Regions from separate parts of the Mus musculus genome. Here region 2 is linked to region 1. A link is a loop called in an ENCODE intact Hi-C map of the cell type or tissue named here. Cell type or tissue: gastrocnemius. All regions are shown on one strand.

Region 1 (8,000 bases):
GATGCAGCTTTGTCTGACGTATTCCTCACCCAGGTCTCAGGGTTGGTAACTGTGCTGGACAGTGGGAATGCTGGGTAACTGTTAGCTGTGGCATGGGTACATCTGCCAGTCAGATGACTGCCACACCTTTGATGATTTCTCTTTGTGACACTCGTCTCTGGTCCCCCTGTGGCAGCCAAATCACAAGGCACCACGAGTTCATCTATATTGGAGCAGCAAAGTCTCTCAGGAGATTGGAGGTGTGGTTTATCTTAAAGGCTGTTAGTGATACTTGGAGTTTTCTGTGGTTGAGCGTCTGTGCTACAGGGTATGTTATGTTCAGACTTTAATGTCTACTTAAGAACTGTATAAGGTTGACAATTTGATCGATTATTTTCTTTATGTATCTTTTCATATGTAACAAGGGAATAAAGAACTCAGCTTCTAAGCTGGTTTTGAGGCTTAAATCAATTAACACGTGTAAGTGCTTAGTAATAACTGGTATGTAGAATATGATAAATGTTAGTCTTCTCATTCATTTTTTTTTTGCCACTCATTCATTCACAACTCCTATTTAATGAGTGGCTATTATATGCCAAAAAAAAATCTAGTCAAAATACTGGGGATTAACGGGAAATTCATGACTTTGTGGGATTTGAAAAATAAGCTCAGTCAGAAATGCACACTCCATGTTAGAGGTGATGGTCTATTTTAAACCACATTGGAGGAAAGACACCATTGCATTGTAGACCCCGAGGAAGGGAGGCAGAGCAGGGTGTTGTTGTTGTTGCAATCAGAATAGGTTCTACAGCAGCAGCCCTGGCACAAAGGAGAGGGGAAAGGGACAGGGCTGAGTCATGTCATGAACTGGTGTGGGGTGAGGTAGGAAGCCTTTGTGGGATTTGTTCTCTTTTGTTTTAAAAAGACCACCCTGGCTGCTGAACTGAGAGTGTCCTCAAGGGTCAAAGGGAGGGTGGGAGTGGGGTGAGCAGTCAGGAGGCTGCCCTTGTGATTCAGGTGCAGATAGTAATGTCTCAGCCACATAGTAGAGGTGGCAAGGAGCAATCAAGGTTTACACAGTTTTTTTTTTTAATTATATATATTTGTTAGTTAGGGTTTTACTATTGTGAACAGACATCATGACCAAGGCAACTCTTATAAGGACAACATTTAATTGGGGCTGGCTTACAGGTCCAGAGGTTCACTCCATCATTATCAAGGTGGGAGCAGGATAGCATCCAGGCAGGCATGGTGCAGGAGAAGCTGAGAGTTCTACATCTTCATCTGAAGGCTGCTAGCAGAATACTGACTTCCAGGCATCTAGGATGAGGGTCTTAAAGCCCACACCCATAGTGACACACTTACTCCAACAGAGCCACACTTCCTAATAGTGCCACTCCCTGGGCTGAGCATATACAAACTACCATTATGTCTATATGTATATGTATGTATGTGTATGTATCTATATATATATATATATATCATACAGACCATGCTTTTCTTAGGCATAGATAGCTATAATATTTAATTATTATATTATTATAAATTAGTTTTAATGAACTAACAATAATAACTGGTGATACAATTGGATATGTATAATGTACTAGAATAAAGTCACCAAAGTCACAACTCTTGTGTGTTAGGATCATTCTTATTAAGTAGATTTCTCCAACATAGCAACTGTTACACTATAACATTCCACTCTACATGGATAGCTACTACATGACTAATGGGTCGGTGGCACTTAGGGAGTGGATACGCTGTCTAGAGGAAGGACTTTTTTCAGGGCAGGGTGGAGCAGAAGAGATTTTATCACTACTCAGAAAGGTGTTTAAATATATTATTTATATATTTCTGAATTTTCTTTTATTATTTTTAGGCAGGGGTGACTAGGGAGATTGGAAGTTTGCAATGGGAAACTGCAGGGGGTGGATGCTACTTTGTGTTTTGCAGACCTCAGATGTGGCACATACCTCTGGTGTCAGTTGTTGTACCCTTGGTATGTGCCGTAGCTGTCTCTGGCAGGCAGCTACAAGCTCAGACTCACAGCAAGGGCATACATCTTTTTCTCTCTTCTATCAGGGCTCCTCTGGACCTTACAAGCTACATAAGAGAGTTAACCATCCAGGGAAACATCTCCCCAGTAGGAAAGGAAACAATTGGAAAATGCCCAAGGCTCTGTGGATGCGTGCTCAATGAGCTTTTCTGGAGAGCAAGCAGTACTGAGCCCTGGATGCCCACAGCAGTGACGCTAACAAAGCCCCATCACCTGCTTTCTCTCTCCTGTCAATCATTCTCCCCACCCCTCCTCTTGATTCAGTCTTTCCATTTTGTAAAAGAAACTATAAGCAGCAGGACTGGATTCTGTCTCCCCGGAGACTGAGTATAGATGGATAGAGAACTGAGGGTGGGGCAGCTCAGCATGCAGGGCAGCCATCCTCACCCAAGGTCATAATTGCAATGCAAAGCAGTGTGCTACCCCATGCATGCCCGGGCCTCTCTCGAGGAGATTAAAGCTGGACCCCTTGGGAGTGGGCCATGGCACCACTCTCTGGGTAAGTATAGTACCCATTTTGCACAGAGAACCACTTAGGTTTAGAGACAGGGGAGGCAAAGACCCAGTGAAGGAGACTAAGGGATGCCAGAAAAGGATGAAGAGGAACCTGGAGGCCAAAGGGAAAGCATTTTCAGGAAAAGGAAATTGTACCACATGCTGCCAGTGGGTGAAGCTAGAGAGTCAACAGTGATTAAAAAATATTTTATTTTAATTACTCTATTAGTAATTATTTATTAGTAGTATTATTAATATGCATCTAACATTATTCAAATACTAAGTCAATGCAGATGACAAAAATTTATTATAATCAGTCTACTTCTGTTTGATCAGGGTCATGGAACAAACTCAGGAGCTAACCTGAGACCCACCCACCCCCCTTATACCTGCTAGAATGTTACAGAGCTTTTAAACCTGAAAACCATAAACACCTATGCTAAGTTGCAGTTACATGTCTCCATCAACCAGAATTCAGGGGCAGGGGACTATCCTAGGAACATTTCTTTGTATTATACTTATTTGATCGCATTAGTTGCTTTGTTTAACTGTTGGGGAGGGGGGCAACTTACCCAATATTCATGTGTCAACCTGCCATTCATGGAGGTCTTGGGAACTTAAGCTTTGTTTGACACCTGTTCAAAATGGAGGTTTTATTCAAAATGGCTTCAGTTTGGTTCCTTCCTACAGTATTAGTATTACTATTATCTGAGACAGAGTTTCTCTATGTAACCCTGGGTGTCTTGGAACTTGCTCTGTAGATCAGGTTGGCCTCAAACCTACAGAGATCTCCCTGCCTGTCCTTCCAAACTGCTCAGATTAAAGGCATGTATCATCACTGGGGAATTTTTTTTAAAACTACTTTTTTAACATTAACTTTTTGAGAATCTCATTTATGAAAATACTGTATTCACATCATTTCTACTCTCCTCTGTCTTCTTCCCTGTCCTCCTACTTCCTAAATTCATGTTCTTGTTTTCTTTATTATTTTTGCACACATACAAACATAAACACAACCTGCTGAGTTCATTTAGTGTTGCTGTATGTGTATGTGTTTAGGGCTGACCACCTGGGATTAGGTAACCTCTAAGGGGCTTGTCTTAGTTAGGGTTTTACTGCTGTGAACAGACACCATGACCAAAGCAACTCTTATAAGGGCAACATTTAAATGGAGCTGGTTTACAGGTTCAGAGGTTCAGTCCTTTATCATCCAGGTGGGAGCTGGGCAGCATCCAGACAGGCAGGCAGGCAGATGTGGGTCTAAAGGAGCTGAGAGTTCTGCATCTTCCTCTGAAGGCTGCTAGCAGAAAACTGACTTCCAGGCATCTTGGGTGAAGATCTTAAGCCCACACCACACAGTGACACACCTACTCCAGCAGGGCCACACCTCCTAATAGTGCCACTCCCTGGGAGGAGCATATACAAACCATCACAAGGCTCATCCCTGAAGAAGACCGATTCTTCCTCTTTTAGCAGCCGTTATTAATTGTCTGCGCTCTTCATCTAGGGGTGGGGACTTGTGAGATTTACCCCATTAATGTTGTGATGTCAACTTGTGTTGTCATTGTGCAGGTCTTGCTTAGGTGACTATATTGTTATTTCATGAGTGCAACTTCCTCGTCACATATAGAGAAACTTATTTCTTAGCAGATATCCCAGTCCTCTTATAATTTTTCTGCCTCCTCTTCTGTGGTGTTTCCTAAGCCTTAGGTTGTAGGGGGTAGTGAGCAGAAGTTGAAAGCGGAAAGACCGAAGTTGGCATCAGTCAATATCAGCAACGGGGAATGGAGAAATGAAACACTAGCTGGAGGCAGAAGTCAGACCAGGCGATAGCTTTTTCCAGTGAAGAGAGAACTCTGAGGACTCAGAGAGAAGAGCTGACCAGTGTTGGTAAGAGCCAGTGCCTTAGAAAGCCTGCATCTGTAGGGGGCTGGAGCAGGGTCTTTCTGCAGTGAAAAAGGGCAGTGTTAATACCTGTGCAGACAATAGCCCAGCTGTAGAAATTCCCATTGGCTAGCCCAGTGGTTCTCAGCCTTCCTGGGGGCCTCCCTTTATTTTGTGGTGACTCCTAGCCTTAAGATGATCTTTGTTGCTACTTCATATCTGAGATTTTGCTACAGTTATGTGGATTGTCAGGACCCACAGGTTGAGAATGACTGTGATAACCGAAGGAAGTTCTTATGAACATGAACGTGTTGTGTGATGGCCCTGTCTCATTCAGAGGTGTCCACTAGTACGCATAGCGACAATGGGTCGTGTGTCAGGAGCAAGTCTTCTTGCAGTTTGCCAACTCTTCACATACTTAAACACATGTACAACCGCCTTTTAATACGCACAGAAACAAAAAGCAAATGCACACACACAAATCCATTTATTATTATTTTTTTCAGAGAGGGACCTGGAGTCAAGGCTGAATGTGTTCTGAAATTCTGTTCAAAGCCACACGGGGGCACCATTCCTTTAAAAGTGAGGTGCTGTGCATCCAATTTCTGTCACTACAGAGTTGGTGGCCTTCACATTTGACTCACATTGGAGCTTCTTTCCCTTTTTTTAAACAAACAGTTCTTGTGAGTCGTGATAATGAAATATTTTGGGCAACTCACAGAGTATTTCAAACATGATGGTTCCTTCCTTTTTAGTGTTATCTGACCCAGGAGGGACCACTCATTTTTAGAGCCATCTCCTGGGCAATCTTTTTCTTTCTATTCTGTGTAGGACAGAGTAGGCTGGCAATACATGCTGTAGATGAGCAGTTAACCCAACACTGTGGTCATACCTCGCATACAGTAAGTGAAAGTAGACATCTGAAAGGATTTGGAAGAAACCTCTGTCTCCCTAATTATCCTTCATTCTTTATTTCCAGGGTCTCAGCATGCTATGGTGTAAAAGACAAATATACAGTTTTTTGGTGGGTGATGTATTTGTGTGTGTACAAGTGTGTATGTATGTGTGTCCACATGTGTGTAGGTGCGAACACCCGTGTAGAGGTGGGAGGTTGATGCTGGTATTTTTGTCAATTGCTTTTCCTCTTCTCCCTCCTTCCCTTCTCCTCCTTGTCACCCCCTCCTTCTTCATTTGAGGCAGGATCTCTCATTGAACCTGCTCCTCACCGTTTCGACTAGATTAGCTGGCCAGTAAGCTTGGAAGACCTGCCTGCCTGTCTTCATCTCTCGACCTCCAACCTCTGCACCACTGTGGTTACAGGTGCTTACCGCTGGGCCTGGCTTTTAAATGGGTGCTGGGGATCCGAATTTTACCCACCGACCCATCTCTCTAGCCCATGATTAAGTCTTTTGGATAAAGCTTCCTGTCTCCAGAAAAGTCATCAGACTTATTTATGCAAATCAAAATGGAGGTTTGTGAGATAGGGTGAGGTTAGGAGAGAAACAGAATTTACCGGTCTAACAGGGTAGCCTCGGTTGGTTGTAAGTAGCTTAGCCCGAATGACAAGTTAGCACTGGGTTTCAGCTAGCTAGTTTTGCAAGCCTCGAATGAATGATGTATGCAATACTGACACAGTCGTATGATGACGTGCTTAAGGGGAAAGATGCAGTGTTCTGTTTGTGTCCTAGTTAGCTAGCGTGCTAAGTAAACAAGCAAAGCTAAAGTACTATATAGTCTTTTAATACTATTTTGGGGGCAATCTAATAGCAAGCCACAGTGCTCTCTGTGTAAAAGCTTTACGGAAGCTGCTTAGTTACGGAAGAAACAGAAAGGGTAAAACATTGCTTCCCAACTAGACATATCGACTTTCTTCGTTGTTCATTGTACATCTTTGTGAATATCAGCCACTGCTGTGATAAACAGCTGTATGTACCTCTAGGACACAGATAGGTCTTAGCTACAGGGTTAAACCTTATCTGCCTGGCTTTCTGGTAATGTTTACACTTTCAATTTTTTGAGTTAAAATTTAATTCTCCAAAAAGCTATTTGAAGTTAACTCTTGGCATTAATATGAACTTTGTACTGCCATCCCCATAGTGGTCTGTTCTCTCTCTCTCTCTCTCCTCTCTCTCTCCCTCCCCCCTCTCTCTCCATATATATATACATATATGTATATACATACATATATGTATATATATGTATATATATACACATACACACACTTTGTGCAGACAAACTTTAGTTTTGGTTTTGTTGAACGTCTTCAACTTTTCTAAGCACATTGTCAAAAAGCAGAAGCTCAAGCAACTTCAAAACAGCACTGAATTCCTCACTATAATCACTTGGAGTGCAGTGAGTACAGTTGTGGGCTTTGAGGTTTGCTAGTGCTTAAGCTCCAGCCAGTATAGAGAGCCTCCTCCCGGCTACAGTCTCCTGTCTGCCTTTGGTGTAAGACGTACAATTCTTAGCTCCTCCTCCAGCACCAAGTCTGCCCGCATGATGCCATGCTTCCCCACGCTGATAATGGACTGGACCTCTGCCAGTGTAAGCCAGCCCCACTTAAATGTTTGCCATTGTAAGAGCCTGTCTCCTTCACATTCAGGTTTTACCTCCACTGTTTTAGATGACGTAATCCTTGGCTTTCCTTTCGAGGGTGTCCTCTTCTAGGTATGCTTAAATTTTAGCCCCGCCACCAGCCTTGTTCTGTGTTAACTGTCAACACTAGCTATGGTCTTCTGCTTGTGTCATCTGCGACCTAGACCATAGCCAGAAATCAGAACAACCTCCCATCAACTGCCCACAGTGCCCTTCACAAACTACTGAACAGCACTGCCTTCCTCCACGGTCAGAGCTCATGGAAGATGAAGAGTTTGTCCACTTTGCTCTCTTATGTCCAGTTCACTTCTCAGACAAAAACAGTTGGCTTCTCGCCTGTTACCCCACACCAAGATGCTCTCTGAAAAGTCTTCGTGACTGTCTGCCAAATTCCGACTTCATAGAGTGTTCCGATCAGAAGCATCTTGTCTTTCTGAGAACGCTCCTTACCGTGGCTTCTGGGATACTCCTGTGCCTTGGTTGGGTTCCAGCCCTTCTTACTGCATCTTCTGTTTCCTCATTTACACGCTTTGCTATAGTTCTCTGTGGTTCTGACTTGATCACACTTTCACTCCATATTTTCTTTTATTTTTTATTTTAGATTTATTTATTTATTATATGTAAGTACACTGTAGCTGTTCTCAGATACTCCAGAAGAGGGCATCGGATTTCGTTATGGATGGTTGTGAGCCACCATGTGGCTGCTGGGATTTGAACTCAGGACCTTCGGAAGAGCAGTCAGCGCTCTTAACCACTGAGCCATCTCGCCAGCCCCGTAATTTCTTTGGATAAATCCCAACTTATCATTTTTTTATTTTAGTTTTGAGATGTTTTTAGAAGGTCAGTGGTAAACTCGTCTGTCAAATGTCATCATCTGTGGAGTCACAGCATCTCAGTCACTTCAGAGGATCCTTCAAAATGGGAGCATCCACTCTTGGGTAGGCTTTTGCTCAATAGCTGTCAGTGTATGAGAAATGTTGTAACTCTGCTG
Region 2 (8,000 bases), 390 kb after region 1:
CTTGGAAATATTAAAAGGGGTAAAAACGTTATAGTTAGAGTAAGTATAGATATAATTTCTGCATTGTTTATCGGCAACAACAAAATATCATAAAAGCACTTTTAGAATTTTGGATGAAAATTCAGGAACCAATACAATATCATTTCATCCCCCCAAATATTTCTGGCATTCTTCACAGTATAAGTGATGACCATTCTGTACACTGCTTAAGACTTGAAATCATATTTTATATCAAATATTTTATGCTAGAGGCTTATGTATAATATCTCAGCAATGTCTTCAAGTTTACTTCTTGCCTTTTAAAATTCACTAGCAGTAACGTAATTATCCTCTAAACTGTCCCATGCTCCCAGCTCCAACTTTTAAACACTCCTTCCTTAAGCTGGGCATGCTGGCATGTTTCTTTAATCCCAGTACTCAGAAGGCAGAGGCAGGCAGATTTCTGAGTTCAAGGCTAACCTGGTCTACAGAGTGAGTTCCAGGGCAACCAGGGATACACAAAGAAACCCTGTCTCAAAAAACCGACCAACTAACCAAAACAACAACAAAGCACTCCTTCTTCCTTCCTCTAGTCCCTCTATACCTTATCTGCTCACATAGAGCTTCCTCCTCCTCTATTTCACCTCTTAGCCACCAGTACCCACACCTTAATCCCAGTTTTCTCCCTTTGACCCAAATATTTCCAAGTTGTCTAGACAGAAGAAAGAAAAGGGCACCATCTCCCTCCAGAGCTTATCAGGTGAAAGCTCTTGTCCACAGACATCTCCTGCTTGAAACCAGTGATCTTGCTTTATGAAAAATGTATACATTTCTTCCCATCTTTAAAATCATGCCCACGACTCTTCCCTACCTGAGGTCTCCTCAGCACCCTGGGGGTCTGTCTGACTGAACCCTCTACCTGCGCAGCAACCTCATTACCTCCACTGTACTCTCTTTCTTTTGAATTATTGAATATCGTAGGATCTATGTCGCAATAACACTAGGAGAATGAATTGTAATTATAATTGGTGCTGTTTATTTTTTAATGTAAAGAACTCATCCGTTTGGTATGGATAAACCTCACATGTCTGAAGCTCTCATGGTAGGTCTGGCAAACAGTATTTGCTCAGAAATGTTAGGGTTTCTTTTTTACATTATTTCAATTCACCATAATGTTTTCTTCCTGACTTATTCATCTGCCTAAAACAGTCCTGATTTCTTTTAAACTGAAATATATAATGACTTCCAGTGTTGAGCCAATTTGCATTAAAATTAAGATTCTGAAATCACTTAAAGAAAAATATAAATATATTATTTGTCTTTTTCTCTGTTGTTTTTTTTTTTTCAACCACAACTTTAGTACAAATACAAAGAAGGTTACAGAAAGCAGCTGGGCCACCACGTGGGTTTCCGCAGCCTGCAAGATGACCCCAAGTTGGTATGGTCTATACATGCTGCTAAGATCCAGAGTGACAGAGAATACAAGAAAGCCTATGAGAAGTCGAAAGGCATTTACAACACACCCTTGGATATGATGTCAATTGTTCAAGCCAAGAAATGCCAAGTCCTGGTCAGCGACGTTGATTATCGCAATTACCTGCACCAGTGGACGTGCCTGCCGGATCAGAACGATGTGATCCAGGCTAAGAAAGCCTACGAGCTGCAGAGCGATGTGAGTGTGTGTGAGCCTCCAGGGAGATGGAATGTGTGCATTTAGTCGTAGTGTGTGCTCCAGAGGCACCAATCGAGCAGCAATACGACCTAAGGCATTCTGCACAGCCCATGGTAATGATAGAAGCCATCCCAACATTTCTATCTTGTGAAGGATTCTTGTTGATGATGGCAGAATCCTATTCACCAACATTTTTTTTTTAAAGAAATCAATCTTAGCTGGGCGTGGTGGCACATGCCTTTGATCCCAGCACTTGGGAGGCAGAGGCAGGTGAATTTCTGAGTTCGAGGCCAGCCTAGTCTACAGAGTGAGTTCCAGGACAGCCAAGGCTACACAGAGAAACCCTGTCTTGAAAAAACAACAACAACAAAAAATTCAATCATATTCTCTGTAATTAAATAGAAAGTTTCAGTCCTCCTATTCTGACCTTTGCGTGATCTGATATCTACATTACAGGAACAGACAAAAGCATACAGAAATATTAGTTTAATTCAGGTGACATGTATAGAAAATAATATCGAGATATTTTCTTACTGTCCATCCATCTAAAGGGCTCCTTCCCTAATATTGCTACATCTGTTGTTCTTGGTGGCTCATGAAAGACACTTCAAGTACTAAGCACAAAATCTCAATTTAGTACAAAAGCAAAACTGTATGCCAGTGCCATCTGTCCTTCTACCCATTGCTGTCCCTCATCCCACCAAGTGCCACTTAGGAGCTATGCTCTAGTTCCCTCAGGAGATCTAAGGACAGGTGGCAGAGACGTAACATGCAAAGATTCAAGTTTAATCTAAATGATGTCTGGCTGACGTAAGCAGGGCTTACGTCTTCCAATGTCAAGTTCTCTTGGCTAACCTGCGTCTTCCTACTGTGTGTTTCTCTCCTCCCTACAGAATGTGTACAAGTCAGACCTGGAATGGATGAAGGGTATCGGATGGTTGACGGAGGGTTCCGTGGAAGTGATGAGAGTGAAGAATGCTCAGAATCTTTTGAATGAAAGGTTGTACCGAATAAGGCCCGAGGCCTACAAATTCACCAGCATCGTCGACACTCCAGAGGTGATCCTGGCGAAGACCAACGCTCTGCAAATCAGTGAGGTAAGCTGGTGCGGTTATGTTCCCAAGACGAAGCTCAGTCAAGGGGAGTTCGGTTTGTGAACTTCAAATTTGCCAGTCTATGGGAAGTGAGATCTGGGGAACAGCTGAGTCCAGATGTTCACAGTCAGTTTACCATCTCTGTCAAGACAACTGGGTCCAGAGTCTGACACACATTTTAATTGCATTTGAAGATGCAAACTGAAATGCGGCTTAATACTTTAATCATAAAATTGTCACCTATTTGTGGCTATTTAATCATGACATAGGCTGAGAAGTTCCAGGGCAGTCCCATCTTTAGACATCATGACAGTTATTTTGGCTAAGAAGGCAAAGTTCTAATTGGTACTGTATGTTATCAGAATTTCTATAATATAGACTTAAGAGTCACATGACTATATGTAGTAATTGGACAAAAATTTTTATTACCATATTTAAATTTATGTTGTATTATATATGAATTATTTATGAAGCTATTTGGTATTTGTAAATAAAAAATACTATATGCGTGTGTGTGTGTGTGTGTGTGTGTGTGTGTGTGTATCTCCAACAGTAACAGCCAGCAGTAACTTTTAATTTTCCACACAACTCCTGTGGTTAGTGACTTTCTAATCTGCCTTTCTGTTACTCTCCACATTTACCAGCCATTGTATCGTGACGCCTGGGACAAAGAGAAGGCTAATGTGAACGTGCCCGCTGACATACCTGTGATGTTGCAGTCCAAACTGAATGCCATCCAGATTAGCAATGTAAGACTGACTCTGTAGGATTTGGTTCACAGAGCTCCGTCTACCAAACCTTTCCTTCCCATGTATCCAACAAAAGTTAGGCAGAAAGCATGGCCCTCTTATTTCCAGTTTTTAAGACACAAGAAGTTAGTATGTCTCTCTCCACTTTTTATAGTGTAGACACATATCCTTGTTGGAAAGACCTTGTTAAAAAAAAAGGCAATGGTTTCTCACAACAAAAACAAAATCTAGCCTAAAGGTATAGTAGTGTAATACTTGGCTTTCCCTTTCAGTGAACTAGCATTGTTTTTTTCCCCCTTTAGATGCCAACAAATGTAAAGTTTTATGATTTTTATTTTATTTTATTTACTGTCTCTGAAATTTCTGTCACAAAAAAATTATTGGAGATTTCTTTAGTACGAATCATTGAAAATGCATGTGAAATCAAATTCAGTGTGAAGCTTGTCTGTCCTATAAACCTTAAGGAGATTTATGAACAGTAGGACTAGTAGCAGCAGTTCATTTTCTGCAACCTGTAATGTAGGGTTTTATTGTCAGTATAAAATGCCGCTTCCTGCTAATAGCTATTCTTGATCAGTAATGCCGACTCGACACCTCCCTCTTCAGACTGACTGTCGAATTGCAATCCCCATTTGCAGAAACACTATCAGAAGGCTTGGGAAGATGTCAAGATGACAGGTTATGACATCCGTGCAGATGCCATTGGGATCCAGCACGCCAAGGCTTCTCGGGATATTGCCAGTGACGTAAGAGCACTTTCTTGTCCAGGTTCAACACACTGAATTGTAGACACATAGGGAGTTTGACTTAATTTCTCAGAGATTACATTAGAATGACAGTAATTTTTTCTTAGCATATTATTTTAAAATTCCAAATTCCAGAACAACTTGTTCAGTGCTTTGAAGAACACACATTTGTTGGGTTAATGAATATAGAAAATTTTATTACCCTGAAGTGTGACACATATACTATTTGTGAATAATTTGAGGCAGTACAGGGAAAGTTTGGAGGGGGGGTGGTATTTTTAATACTGAAATTTATTTTACCAGAATAGATAAGCTGATTATCCTCTATGTTATATATTTAAAAGTCATTTTAGACATTTTAAAAAATAAGTTTACAATTTGAAAATAACTTTAAGCAATTAATTTCATTTGAAGTGACAGGGCTGTGGTTGTTTATGACAAAACATTGGAAAGTAGCTAGCAGTGACTGGACCCTGGGGGATGCTGGTGAGGCTTGAGAGGAGAGATGTCCAGGAGACAGATCTTATCTTCCAGGTGCCCACAGTGTTTCCAGACATGTGCTCTTAGGAAGCAAATTGATATAACAAACAATGAAAAAAAATTACAGTGTAAACTTAGGGGGAAAAAATCGTGTCTAAAATAAAGGTGACCCAAGGGAGGCAGGATTGTTGTCAGTGGAAAACTACTGTGTGTAGGAAACCAAGTGTGGGAAACCTGATCTTCCTTCTTGTGCCCACATTTCTCAGTACCTGTACAAGACTGCTTATGAGAAGCAGAAAGGCCATTACATTGGCTGTCCCAGTGCCAAGGAAGACCCGAAACTGGTTTGGGCAGCAAACGTGTTGAAGATGCAAAATGACAGGCTGTACAAAAAAGCTTACAACGATCACAAGGCCAAGATCTCCATCCCAGTGGACATGGTGTCCATCAACGCCGCCAAGGAGGGCCAGGCGCTGGCAAGCAACGTGGACTATCGGCAGTACCTGCACCAGTGGTCTTGCTTTCCTGACCAGAATGATGTGATCCAAGCCAGGAAGGCCTACGACCTACAGAGTGATGTAAGTGTCCCCCAGGAAGAAAGCCTTCTGTGGCTTGGCGTGCTGACACCCCCAATGCTCTAGGAAGCCTAACGCTCCCCATGTAAGCACACCCCTTTACTATTTTGCCAGAGTTACTGATTGACTGTGCTGTGGCAAGATTTGTTCGGGAGGTTCTAATATTCACTGCTAAGGGGCTACTAGAATGTTTAGATTTGCTGAGGTGTTTAACATTTATGGTTTGTTCAATGAAAGACTAGCCATAGCCCTTCAGCTGTATACTGAAGAACAATAGAGATGCCTTCCTTGTGATTAATTTCAAAGACTGGGGCGTGCTCTGAACTCACCTGTTCCCTTGAACTAGATGTTCTTGACATCAGTGTTTACCTTAGCCAAAACATTTTTAGATTTACTCATATGCCAGGTCAATTTTTCTAAAATGATAGCTCCTATACGGTTATATGTTTCTTTTTTAAATTAATTACTTATTCATTTTATGTCTATGGGTGTTTTATCTGCATATATATCTGTACACCATGTGTGTGCCTGGTGTCCACGGAGGTACTGGGACTAGAGTTAGACAGTTTTTAGCTGCTGTGGGGGTGCTGGAATTGAACTTGGGTCCTCTCGAAGAACACCAAGTGCTCTTAACCACTGCCCCATCTTTCCAGCGCAAGGTTATGTATTTCTTGTGTAGAATGGATGTCTTCTTTTAATTTTCTGAATTGGGCTTCCTTACACTTCAAAAGATGCTTATTAAATATTGAATGAAGTGTTAAAGGTAGTATGGCTTTAAATGACTTTGAGTGGCCAGTGGCAGATGTAGGCAGGTTTTAGAATAAACTGCATCAGTATATTGAGGCATGTATTTAAATCACATTCTTTAAAAATGGGACAGAGAACCATGAACTTAGGAGCCATCTTATGTAAATGCTGCAGCGCATGATGCCATCCTTTGGAGATTTTTCTAGTATTTTCAGTCTCTTACTCCCACTTGACATTTGTGTCCCATAGCTAGTTATTAAAATACCATTTCTAACCAGTGGCTTTTTATATTAATTGCTGGTGTTTTAACAGTAGAGTAGTTTAATCTGCTTTACTTTTATATGTGGCATGATAATCAAGAATATGCCAGATCCCGGTTGGAAAAGAGAGACTATCTTAGATAAAGAAAAGTCAAGTTAGGCCAAAATTGTGCAGTTGGTTTTGAATTCTTAATTATCCTTCTAAAAATACTTATTAAACATGCCAGAACCAGGCATTGTATTAGCACAAAAGATGTGATAGCAAGTAGAGAAGCAACAGCCGGATGTGGCTCTTGGGGTGAGGGAGTTCACAGTGATGCAGAAATGCATGCTAACAAGAGTGTCCTGAAAGTGGAGTGGCTCAGAATGAATGATCTGAAACACTATGGAAAGAGAAGTGGGACATTCCTAGGGCGGAGTATTGATTTAGCAGGCTTATGATGGTGGCAGGAGTCAGGGAGACACTCGGAGATGGCCTGTGTGATCAGTACAGAGGGGATGGGTGAAGGAGGTCCGAAGAGGAGGTGGTGACAAGCACCAGATCAAAGTCCATGAGAAAGTCTTTGATCCAGAAACCAGTGGGAGCCATAGGAGGGGGATTTAGTGGTGCCAGATTTGAGCTGAGGACTTTGAAAAAGTCATTCTGGTTATGCAGAGAGCCATTATTACAGCTTTGAAAGTCCGCACTGGCTAGTGTGATGATCGCCTAGCTTTTAGTCAGAAAGCATCCATGCAGACACCCAACCGATGGGCTGCTTCTGCACATACGCCTTGGCGCCTCGTTCTAGAACCCTGGCACAGGGAACATCGAAACAAAACACTGCTGTGTATGGGTGTGGGGGTGGGATATGTCTGGCAAGTGTTGTTTGTTTGTTTGTTTGTTTGTTAATTATTGCTTGTGAAGTATAAAATGCTATATAAGAAAAATGGCTTCCTTATTTTATTGTTACAATCAGAAAGAGATAACACTGCTTCTACATAACTGTGGCTTCTCCTGCAGGCCATCTACAAGGCTGACCTGGAGTGGCTGCGTGGCATTGGCTGGATGCCAGAAGGGTCTCCTGAAGTCCTGAGAGTCAAAAATGCCCAGGAGATCCTCTGTGACAGTGTCTACCGGACCCCCGTGGTGAAGCTCAAGTACACAAGTATTGTGGACACACCCGAAGTTGTCCTTGCTAAGTCAAATGCTGAAAATATTAGCATTGTGAGTTACTAGTGTTTTTCTATGTATTAAAATTGAACTCAAGCTATAAATCATAATGAATAATTACCTTAACCATGTGTCTTTAAGAAAAATATCAATAAATATAAGCAGCTTTGATAGCATAGTTTTGGTTTTTGAATATTTTCAAGACCAAAAATATTTTCTTTTTTGGTTTTTCGAGACAGGGTTTTTCTGTATAGCTCTAGCTGTCCTGGAATTCACTTTATAGACCAGGCTGGCCTTGAACTCAGAAATCCGCCTGCCTCTGCCTCCCGAGTGCTGGGATTAAAGGCGTGCGCCACCACACCCGGCTTCAAGACCAAAAATATTAATAAAGACTACTAATAATTTCTTACAAACTTTGAGTAACTTATGTGCAAAAAAATTTTAAAAACCTTCACCTTAATATGAAAAGATAACCCTGGATTAGACACCCCCCCCCAAAATAGTGACAAGTTGTTCACTGAAACTAGTAAGATTATAAACCATCAACT

Evidence for each region. Peaks named below come from ENCODE experiments on the same cell type or tissue, not always from the same donor. Only the 100,000 strongest peaks of a DNase experiment are listed, where the experiment ranks them.
Region 2: a loop joins it to region 1, with 3 times the contacts of the local background. A loop is called at or near these places in 5 of 42 quality-filtered maps.

What each region holds. Positions count from the first base shown.
Region 1 is chr2:52,602,510-52,610,509 of GRCm38, reverse strand. The region is part of intron 2 of Cacnb4 (calcium channel, voltage-dependent, beta 4 subunit); the gene reads left to right. Among named protein-coding and RNA genes, the nearest start is that of Cacnb4, 70 kb to the left of the region's middle. In gastrocnemius, CTCF peaks have their summits at 4,970 (motif pointing right) and 7,661 (motif pointing right); DNase peaks (open chromatin) are centred at 4,976, 7,004 and 7,331.
Region 2 is chr2:52,216,388-52,224,387 of GRCm38, reverse strand. It overlaps Neb (nebulin), which reads left to right. Exons shown (of 157, transcript NM_010889.1): 85 at 1,340-1,651; 86 at 7,303-7,506. Among named protein-coding and RNA genes, the nearest start is that of 4930573O16Rik, 71 kb to the left of the region's middle. In gastrocnemius, a CTCF peak has its summit at 4,123; DNase peaks (open chromatin) are centred at 4,119, 5,168 and 7,366; H3K27ac peaks cover 529 bases.